Linked DNA regions of Homo sapiens: region 2 is linked to region 1. A link is a contact called in ENCODE Hi-C or POLR2A ChIA-PET data. All regions are on one chromosome and are shown on one strand. Each heading gives the region's core, a stretch centred on a gene start or an enhancer-like site at or near the end of the contact. The rest is flanking DNA. Distances are from core to core; before and after follow the strand shown. Region 1 holds the start of RAD51AP2 (RAD51 associated protein 2). Region 2 holds the start of MSGN1 (mesogenin 1).

Region 1 (5,553 bases), core at 1,590-4,089:
GTATTTCAACATGATTATAAAAGCAAGTCTCTAATGTATAAAACTAAAGCAAAATAACACAAAAACAAGAAACTTAAGGCACTTTCAAGACACCATGAATCCATTTGAGTTGGTAAATGAGTATTAACCATGGAGTCATTTCATTTCTTCTAATTAACTGAGGTACTTAGAGGCACTGGGGATACAAAAATTAATAAATCCTTGTCCTGATTAATGGAGCCTAGTGGAGGGGACATATAAACAACTCAATACAATAAAGACATTTTAAGTGTTCTACAGTTAGAAATAAATTGCTATAGGAAACAGATGACGATGCAAGTAATTCTGCCCAGGGATTGGCTACAGCAGGGAGGAGGAAGAGAAGCTTTCACCGTAGAGGTAACTTTTGAGTAGGGCCATTTAAGGCTTAATAAGAATTTGCCAGGAGGAGAAATGAAGGGCTTTGAGAACATACATAAAAGAGCAAGAAAATAAACATTCTGGTGTAGGCAGCATGGGGGCAAATTGTTTAAAAAAAAAAAAAGAAGCTGAAAGAGTTAAGTAGGACCTAGTAGTGAGGATGTGACATACTATGCTTAAGGACATTAGACTTGATATTGATATTGAGTAAATTTCTGATTTAACTCTAATAGGAGATTGTGTCATATCTTCAGTATGGGGTTTATCTCATGAACTCATTAATCCTTTTATTCATTCAGAGTTGAACTATAAGAAGACACCACGCTAAAAGAAATCAGATAGATGCTGTCTTTAAAGCTCAGTTTACTGTTACTAAGGAAGGTAAGAACTTCAAAGGAAGGGTTGGGTAAAGTGATATAGAAAAATATGACATTTGAAATGGGCTTTGAGGCATCAGTAAGATTCAGACAAGTCTTATTTATATTTTGATTATGATGAGTTGAAGACATAATTTTTTGCATTTCTCACTTATAACTGGTTCATTTTCTAGGTGGCATTTAAAAAAACAAAGGAAAAAACCCACATAAATAGTGGTTTCAATAGCCATTGTTTGAAATGGCAGTGGCCATTAGTATAATGTTTAAATAAGTAAATGCAAGAAAAGACTCTTTTTTTGGTCTTTATGGCTGTAAGTTTCTTCAGGATGGAGAAAATAACTATACATTTCTGTATCTTGGAGTCAAACAATTGTTGAGTTACATGTAATACTTCTGGGTTTTATTTGAATTTTAATCCTTAAACAATGTAGAGTTGTTAAATAATGATGTGATGGAGATATAAAAAATAATGTGCTCTTGGGCAAACTAGCAAGATGAAGAAATAATCAAATATCAAGTTACAGATCAATCTAGACTAGAAATCACAATCAATGGCATTTACTTTACAGATTTAAAAAGTCTTGGTCCTAATATCACACTAGCGCACCAATTATATACACCTTAGCTATACAAGTCACCCCTTATGGGCTAAAACAGAATGGATTAGAAAAGAATATAGATTTGTGGAAAATCTGGGATAGAAAAGCAATAGAACATAAGATACACAGAAGTAGAACTTGGAGAATTCACTGATGTGGAATCTGAACCACTGCCACATTCTTATTTATAGTGTTAATGAAGTGCTTCTGCTGCAAGGCTTTCTACAAACTTAAGTAAACATTTCTCTAGAGGAATTTACACTGAAGTAATCACAATGTATCTAAGAGTATTTAAAAAACATGAAACTGGTGAACATCTTATTACCTAAAGTAGAAGGCTAGTTATATATTGCCATCTATGCCATGGGAGGGTTCTGAAGTTAGGATTCTGGTTGCATGTTATTGTAGTTATTATAAATTTTAGCATAAAATGTAATATAAAACATACCAAGCTTGAAACAACCACCAAGGGAATCGAGGTGTTTATTACTGAGCACCAGTTACATGTTTCTTAAGAAACATGTATATAATAATAATAAACATTTTGAAAAACATTTTCTTCTTAATGATTATAGAATTCACAAAAACCAGAATTGACTGGAAATCATAAATGATTCTCAAAGCAGGAAAAAAAAAAACAAGAAATAGCGTCTAAAAATTTGTTAGTAGGTATGAGTCAGACCTGTATTATTATGTTTACACTAAATGGGGTAGTTCAAACATATAATATTTTATCTCTAAATAATTTTATCCACAATATTTGAGAAGAAATCCCCACAGCACATAGTAAACTATTTTTTTTTTAGTCTTAAGTGAAGAATAATAATTATCCGGATAATAATTTCCACACATTTTTTCCTCAGATAGACTGGTAAGTACTGGTGGCTTTTTTCCCCCAAACACACTTTATTAGTGAAGTGGAAATATTAATATGATCTTAAGTGACGCTGGAAGGATTAAAAAGTTTTTCCATACACAGAGAGATTTGGTCTGGTGCTGACAGAACTACACGATTTTACTGGAGAGTCACTCGAGCCGTTGTGGAGATGCCGTTTCTGAGGTAAACAAAATTTTAGAATTTAGAAAATAAAGTTGTTACCATTCACAAATTTTTTTTTTTTAAGTGAGAGGTTCTAACTTTTCCCCTTCGTTCTACCACAGGGAAAAAAGCATTTAGACTCTCTACAGTCGTGGCATTAGAAAAAGGCGCTAAAAATAGACAATGTAACGGCCCAGGGTGCTCCGACCTTCAGTGGTGAGACAACCGGGGCGCGTGGGTGGGGGCAGGGAGAGGAGGGACTGAGGGAGGCGGGGCGGGGCTGAGGCTGGGGCTGTGGAGGGGCGGATTCGGGGTGGGGCAAACCCTGAGATTAGGCTAAGGCCAGGTCTTGAGGGGCGGGTCAGGGGCGTGACCAGAGCGGCCCGGAACCGCCTATTAAGGGATTGGAGCCCCGCCGGGACTCGGACAGATCCTTTCCATTCGCTGTCATGTCTCTCCCTCAGCCCACGCCGCGGATGGCCGAGCTCAGAAAGCCTACCTCCTCTTTAACGCCTCCTGAGGACCCGGATTCCCAACCACCTAGTAGCAAGCGGCTCTGTCTTGAGGAGCCTGGAGGTGTCTTTAAGGCGGGCTGGCGACTGCCTCTGGTGCCTCGCTTGTCTGAGGCGGAAAAAGTCTGGGAGTTGTCCCCTAGACCCTTCAAGGGACTCCTTGTTTCAACGAATGCTATTTTCGATAACTCCACAGACTCGTGTGTGGAGAAATCAGTCAGTGGGAAGCAGATATGTAATCTGAAATGCTCAAATCTCAAATTCCAAATGAGTAGCTGTTTGCAGTCTCCCCCCTCACAAAGTCCTGATTCTGATTTGAGGGCTTCAGGAAGGTCTGAGGCAGGCCTGCATGACAGAGAGGCTTTCAGTGTGCACCGCAGTAATAGCTCCAAAGCAGGGGTTAGTCAACTTCTGCCCAGCACCTCTATACACGATATACATGGAATTAGAAATGAGAATCGAAAACAACAGTTTGTCCAAGGAAGAGACAATGTTCACAAAGAAAATCCATTTTTAGATGTTACCTTTTACAAGGAAACTAAATCACCATTTCATGAAATTAAGAACAGATGTAAAGCTAACAGTGTTGTGCCATCAAATAAAAGAGAAAATAACATTTCATCATCTGTACTAAAAATATCAAAATCTCAAAACCAGCCCAGCTTGGAAATTGCCAAACCTAGCTATTTTAGAGATAGCGGCACAATAAGTGTCCCTCAGTTTCCAATGGACTTAAATAGCAAAATGTCCTCTGTCTATTTAAAGGAAATAGCGAAGAAAAAGAATGACAAAAAAGAGGCATATGTTAGGGATTTCACAAACATTTACTGGTCCCAAAATAGACCTGATGTTAAGAAGCAAAAGTTACAGAATGATAAAAAAACTGTAGAAGCGGAAAACATTTTTTCCAAATGTTATGAAAATGACTACCCATCACTCAGTAGCCAAAATACTTGTAAGAGAAAAGACTTGATCAGTTCAAACTACTGTAACTGCAGTAGTATCCAGTGTAATGTAAGAGACTCTAGAAAGAATTTCGCTATACTAGAAAATGCAAATTGGGAGGAAGCAGAATGTCTGGACAGTTACGTACTTACCAGGCTGGAAAAATCTCAAAACTGGGACTGTAACGTTAGACATATTTTGAGAAGAAATAGAGGAAATTGTTGGATTATAAATAATTGCAAGACTAAATGTGAAAATATGAAAAAAACTGAAGAAAAATGGAATTGGCTATTATTATTAGAAATAGACCTTTTAAGCAAGGAAGATTACCACTGTGCAAAAGTCATCAATGCATATGAAGAACAATCAAAGCTTCTCGTAAGAGAAATATTAGGTAGTCAGACAGCTTTAATAACGACTGTTTGGCTAAATGGTAAAGGAGAAAATGATAATACTCTACAGTTGAGATACAATACTACACAAAAAGTCTTTCATGTGAACAACCCTTTTGAAAGTTTCATTATAGAAATTTTTTATTTCCATAAAAGTATTTCAGGAAATAAAAAAGATAATAGTATTTTAACCTGCTGTAACATTTTGAAGTGTAAAAAGCAAATTGGTATAATTGGTATTCAAAATCTAATAACCAGAAACATGAATACAAATATAAAGAATGGAATTTTAAGCATATATTTACAAGATAGTGTTTCAGAACCTTTAGATATTCTATTGAAAACTAACATAGCTTTTTTGCTCAATAACTTTGACTCTTTAACAAGAATTGAAAATGATTTTGAATTAGAAGAGGAATGCATTTTCAAGTGCATGCTTTATTTGAAGTATCCAAAAAATATAGTGGAAAATCATACTGCATATCTAGTAAAGATTTTAACTTCTTCAAGACTATTAGAAGATAATATGAAACCTATGTTAAAGAAAAGGAAGTTATTTAGAACTGAACAAGTTTTTGAAAAGTCTAAGAAAAAACTCATTAATTCCTTCAGTATGACAACTCAAAATACAGGTTTTCCGATTTTTGAAACATATGAAAAAATTCCCCTTTTAATGGACTTTGATGACATGGATGAAATTTCTTTAATAAGAGAAATTACTTGTCAGAATATGAGTTGTCCTCAACAAGTTGTGAATGTGGAAAATTGGGCTCACTATAATTCTAGTACTGTTAAAGCACATGGTAATTCTTGTCCTCAATTTATACAGAACAACCGAGGATACATTAATGAAAATTTTTATGAAGTAAATATGCACAGCCAAGATTTAAATATGGAAAGAAAACAGGGACATAATAAGATCAGTAACTTTGACTGTGAGCACATATTTGAAGATCTCTGCAATGTTAGGCAACAGGCCATACCAGCAAGCCACAACATAATACATAATGAAGAGACCCATACCACTTCTATAACTCAAGTACTAAATTTTTGGAACTTGCTAAGTGAAATAGAAGAAAAAAAATATGACTTAATTTTGAAAGAGGAAGTAAAAGTCACAGCTGAAAGTTTAACAAATAGTTGCCAAGTTCACAAAGATACTAAGATAGAAAAGGAAGAGAAAGATAGTTTTTTTCCAATGGATGACATGTTTTCTGTACAGTCAGTTTCATTAATAAGTAAGGAAGTAAATGTGGAAGAAAATAAATATGTTAATCAAAATTATGTAAC
Region 2 (5,553 bases), core at 2,143-4,642, 300 kb before region 1:
GCACAGAAGGATAAATATTGCACGTTCTCACTCATATGTGAGAGCTAAAAAAACTTGATCTTATGGAGGTAGAGAGTAGAATGATAGCCTGGGCAACATGCTCTACAAAAAATACAAAAATCAGCCAGGCATGGGGGCACATACCTATAGTTCCAGCTACTCAGGAGGCTGAGGCAAGAGGATCGCTTAAGCCCAGGAATTTGAGGCTGCAGTGAGCTATCATCGCACCACTGCACTTCAGCCTGGGCAACAGAGTGAAAAAAAGAAAGGAAAAAGAGAGTAGAATGATAGGAAACAGAGGCTGGGAAGGGAGTGTGGGTGGCGGGAGGGGTGGGTAGGGGATAAAGAGAGGTTGGTTAATGGATATAAGCATAGAGTTAGATAGATAAATAAATTCTAGTGTTAGATAGCAGAGTAGCGTGACTATAATTAACAACAATGAATTGTATATTTCAAAATAGCTAGAAGCAAGGACTTGAAATAGTCCTGAAATGATAAATATTCAAGGTGATGAATACCTAAATACCCTGACTAGATCATTACACCATTACACATTCTATGCATGTAACAAAATATCAAATGTACCCTATAAATATGAATAAATATTATGCATCAATAAAAAAGAAAAAAGAATACAATATAAAAAGATTGGAAGGAAATATTCCAGTACATAATATACAAAGAACTCTCTCAAATTAACAAGAAGATAAAGCAATAGAAAAATGGCAAATTTATAAACTAGCAAGTTTTAGAAGAGGAACCAAAATGAACAATGGTCACATAAAATAAAGACGCTCCACCTCAAATGACAGACAGGGAAGTTAAAATTAACACAACAATGAACAATTTTTATCCATTAAAAATTCATAAAATTGATAGTATCCAATGAAAATGTGGGGCAACTGGTTCTGTCACATAATACTAGGAGGAGTATACATAACTACAAACTTTTATAGAAGTGACATAACATTATTTATTAAAATTTAAAATGTGCATACTCTGATCCAATAATCCCATTTCTGGGAATTTTTCAAGCTAATGAACACATCAGTAGATAAAGCTAGTTGTCTATAACCTTTGTTATAGCATTTTTGTCATAAAAAACCTGAAAATAACTTAAAAATCATTGAAAAGGTGACTCGCTTAAGAAATTTTGCAGAATCTGTTCTATGGAACCTTGCTAGAACCTCTGTTTTCTGTTATACTTTTTGCATGTGTGACTCAGCAAGTCATGCATCTGTTTCCCCATCTATAAAATGAAGGTAATAATGGTATTTACACCACAGATTTATTTGTGCTAACTTGGAAGAACTTGTACTGTATATTGTTAAGTTAAAAAAGGAATTTTCAGGTTTTTTTCTTTAACATTTATGTATGCTTACATTTATTTGTATACGTTTGTATCAGCAAAAAAAATGGACAAGTTATATATATTTGTATATGTTTGTATCAGCAAAAAAAAAATGGAGAAGTAGAGAACACATCTACTGCTTTTGTAATTTATGTCACTAAAAAGAAAACAAAATCACCAATAGAAAAAAGATGATAGGAGACATGTACAACAAATACTAATGGTTAATAACCATAGGGAGAAAAATTCAGCCTTAAAAAATCTCACTAGTTTTCAGAACCTCCTTAATTCAAAGCCCCCTTTTCAATGTCCTGTGCCATTCAAATGAGCTAAACTGTGGGTGCTACAGATACCCACCCTAAGACAAGGCACCATGAAGAGTGGGTGTGTGTGTGATGGGTGCATGTGGGGGATCTGGAGTTGGGGGGAGGCAGATGGATAGGAGGGGAAGATGAAGAAGTAAATGCCTTTGGAGGGGTCAGAGATTGTTCAGTTCTAACACTGACCCTTTTAGTTATTCTTTATGGGATTCGAATCACTTTTTTTTTTTTTTTTTTCTGAGACTGTCTTTTTATTTGACAAACGGGTAAGTGAAAGGACTAAATAAGGTCCTGTTCATACCAGGCCCAGAACAAAGGACAGGGAGACCCTGCCCACCCAGCCTTGCTTCAGGTCCACCCTGAGGTGCTGTCTCCTCCTCCTCCTCCCCGTACCCTCCTTCCCTGTCACACAAGCTGTTTGCCTGTGAAGAGGAGGCTCTGGCTTTTGGAATCTTCACTGTCTTAACTTAGCCTGTCTGCCTGTGACTTTCCATTTATCATGACACCAGTGCCTTCCGCATTTAAGTGATTTTGGTCCCTGCAACAGCATGATTTCAGTCAAACACAAACACACACACATATACACACGAAATGAAAACAGGAGCACTAAAGCCCTTTACTTGGCACAAATCTTTCTAAATAAGAATCCAGATATCACACTGGATCCTATACAAAATACAGGTTTTGTTAGCAACAGAAGAAAAGGTCTCAACGCCAAAATGGCAAGAGATTAACACTTTTACATTATTGAAAAAAATGCATTTAAAATCACTGACCCTTTAAAATACCTTGAACAGACAGAGAAGGGCAAAATAATCTGTCTGTTTGCAAAGGATGAGCCTCCCAGATGGGTGGAAAAAACTGGAGGTGAAAGTCTCTGCTCATCTGGCAGGTAAGTGTTCTGGTGGGTCCAACAGGTTACATGTGAATTCCCTTAGGGTTTTTCAGATCACAAGATTATCAGGCTTACTACATAAAAATCACTCTACGCCGATCATTGTTCAATAAGATATCCAGGTCTTCAAAACTCCTCTACTCCTGCTCAGGAGGCTGGAACCGGTCAGTTTCCCCGGATGGAGCTCACGCGCTCTGGGCTCTGGGCTCTCTGCCGCGGTTAAGGAGGTCTGTGAGTTCCCCGATGTACTTGATGGTGTACTTGAGTGTCTGGATCTTGGTGAGAGGCTGGCCTCTCTGGCTGTAGACAGGTGGCAGGTAATTCCGGAGGGTGTGCAGGGCATCTGCCAAGGTCCTCATCCTGAGCTTCTCCCTCTCGCTGGCTTTCCGCCTCCGCTGGACAGACATCCTGACTTTGGTGCCCTTCTGGGCCTTGGGGCCACCACCGCCCTGAAGGTGGGTGGGCTGGAAAGCTAACATATTGTAGTCCACCTCTACCAGGCCACTGGCCCCACCGACACTGCAGCCTTCGCTGCCCCCACTGCTGGCCCCGCCGTGCTCACAGGGCAGCCCAGCCACAGCTGGACAGGGAGAAGAAGAATAGGATTCCAGCGATGGAGCCGGGGAAAGGCTCTGAGAGGGGGAGGCCTGATTCAGCTCAAAGGGCCCTGCCCTGTCCTTCCAGTCCCAGGAAGACAGCAGGCCAGGGCTGTCAGAGGAGCCCAAGCCATCCTCGAGGCTGAGGAAAGTCTCGCGCAGGTTGTCCATGCCTGCGAGACAGCTGCAGAAGGAATGGCTCCCTGGCAAGTGAGAAAGAAAATTCTGCCGCCTGGCCAGGGAAGAGCTCTCTTTTATGACGGTGGGGGAGAAGTGATGAAGTGGGAAAGAGGGCCGTGTAAAGAGAGTTCAAAGGAAAAACCAAAGACCAAGATGGAAAATGAACTCTTCAGGTGTCATTTTCTCCTCATTGATAATTAGCATCTTCCAGCTAAAATGTCTTTAAACAGAAAGGCCTCCAAGAGAAGAAAAAAGGAATTATCTTGTTGTAACTAAACCAATTAAGGCTGCATAACTAGACTTAGCATTGTGCTGTGGAACTCATTAATGAGGGAGCCAAAGAAAACAAACCTGGGGCATCCGCAGCAAGGAGGGGGTGGCCGAGGGCCCTGGTGGAGAGTAGCAAAGTGACCCGAGAGGGCCTCCATCCCCTCCACCAGGACCTGCTAGATATTTCAGCACAGTTGGGCTGTATTGTTGGAGAAGCAGCATGGTCTAGGGACAAGGTAACCCCTCTGGGCTTTGATTCCCTAATGTGTCCAACACAGAAAACAACAGCTCTTATTTCCTAGGGTTGCTGGGGGTGCCACACACATGAGGTACCCAGTGGATGCCACCTTAGTAAATTTCCCTGGGTCGTATAGAGTGCAGACATGCCCGGAACATGCCTACACTCAGAACGACAAAGGCCAGCAACTCCAGTAAGCCTAGAGCCTTAAAGAGCAGGAAACATCCTACCAGAGGCATAAAACCCTTGCTGTTACCGAGCAGATTTGGATTCCGCACAGCAAACAGATACTAGGAAACAGAAAACTCCCTTAAGCCAGGGACTTTGCAGAATACCTGGCATTTAGCCTAAGGAAAGTCTTTTTTAACAAACCCAGCTGCACCTTGTTTTTTGAAATGAGTCACACCTTGCTTTTTGAAATGTATGGAGGAAGTGTGAAATTAACTAGGGAGCCTCTTTTCCCCACCACAGCTCCAAATGCCACTGAATGTGTTAAGTTGGATGGTTGTGCTAGTTTGCTTCACTTCCTATATGCTCTGCTAGACCCTGGGTTTTGGAAAAGGGATCTCAGATTCCCCATTTGTCCCATGAACTTAATTTATTTTCCATGTAACTAATTCTACAAATTAGTATTAACATCAAGTCGCAGTGAGTTAAAGTGTAGAGTAATATTAACATGTCCTTTAACAGGTTATTTAAGTCCCCTTGCAATTATTGAAAATAAATGTCAATGGCCTAGTTAGAACATTTATGATATTTTTTAATTAGCAAGGCTCAAGGAAGAAAAATCTCAAGTAGGTAATCTGTAGAAGAATGCTCTTAATTTTACCATTTACTGAAGAACCCCAAGCCGGATTTTGAAAAATAATAATATTAATGACTGTAATAAATGTAACAAATGACTCTTGCTCCTTTTTCCTCTCTCTTCTCTCTTCCAATTCTTGTTGAGAAGCCCAGAATCTGCTGATACTATGCAAGGAATTTTATATATTTTTTAATTTTTCTTATTTCAATAGCTTTTGGGGTAAAATGTTTTTTTGTTACATGGGTGGGTTGTATAGTGGTGAAATCTGAGATTTTAGTGCTCATGTCAACTGAGTAGTGTACATTGTACCCAATATGTAGTTTTTTATATCCCTCACTCTCCTCCCACCCTCCCCCTTCTGAGTCTCCAAAATCCATTATACCACTCTGCATGCCTTTGCATGCCCATAGCTTAGCTCTCATTTATAAGTAAGAACATATGGTATTTGATTTTTCCATTCCAGAGTAACTTCACTTAGAATAATGGCCTCCAGCTTCATCCAAGTTGCTGTAAAAGACATTATTTCATTGGCTTTTTTTTATGGCTGAGTAGTATTCCATGGTGTATATATATCACATTTTCTTTATCCACTCGTTGGTTGATGGGCACTTAGTTGGTTCCGTATCTTTGCAATTGTGAATTGTGTTGAAGTAAACATATGCGTGTAGGTGTCTTTTTGATAGAATGACTTCTTTTCCTTTGGGTAGATACCCAGTAGTGGGATTGCTGGATCAAATAGTAGGTCTACTTTTAGTTCTTTAAGAAATCCCCATCCTGTTTTCCATAGAGGTTGTGCTACTTTTCATTCCCACCAGCAGTATGTAAGTGTTCCCTTTTTACCACATCCATGCCAACATTTGGGTTTTTTTTTTTACTTTGTTTATTACAAACCTATTCT

Evidence for each region. A loop is a pair of places that touch in the nucleus more often than their neighbours do. ChIA-PET counts read pairs that join two places held with the same protein, here RNA polymerase II (POLR2A). Pooled maps may share reads with other maps.
Region 2: a map with no recorded cell type shows a loop between it and region 1 (8-fold over the local background). The contact joins the promoter of MSGN1 here to the promoter of RAD51AP2 in region 1. A Hi-C loop is called at or near these places in 17 of 37 single-sample maps with no recorded cell type and 4 of 50 pooled maps. POLR2A ChIA-PET finds 5 or more read pairs at or near these places in 1 of 52 experiments (GM10248).

What each region holds. Positions count from the first base shown.
Region 1 is chr2:17,515,726-17,521,278 of GRCh38, reverse strand. RAD51AP2 (RAD51 associated protein 2) reads left to right here and starts at 2,839. Exons shown (of 3, transcript NM_001099218.3): 1 at 2,839-5,553. The coding sequence starts at 2,864. RefSeq lists a silencer at 2,567-2,816 and enhancers at 2,578-3,127, 2,112-3,311.
Region 2 is chr2:17,814,299-17,819,851 of GRCh38, reverse strand. It overlaps MSGN1 (mesogenin 1), which reads right to left and starts at 3,392. Exons shown (of 1, transcript NM_001105569.3): 1 at 2,054-3,392. The coding sequence starts at 3,333. The coding sequence ends at 2,752. RefSeq lists an enhancer at 3,935-4,064.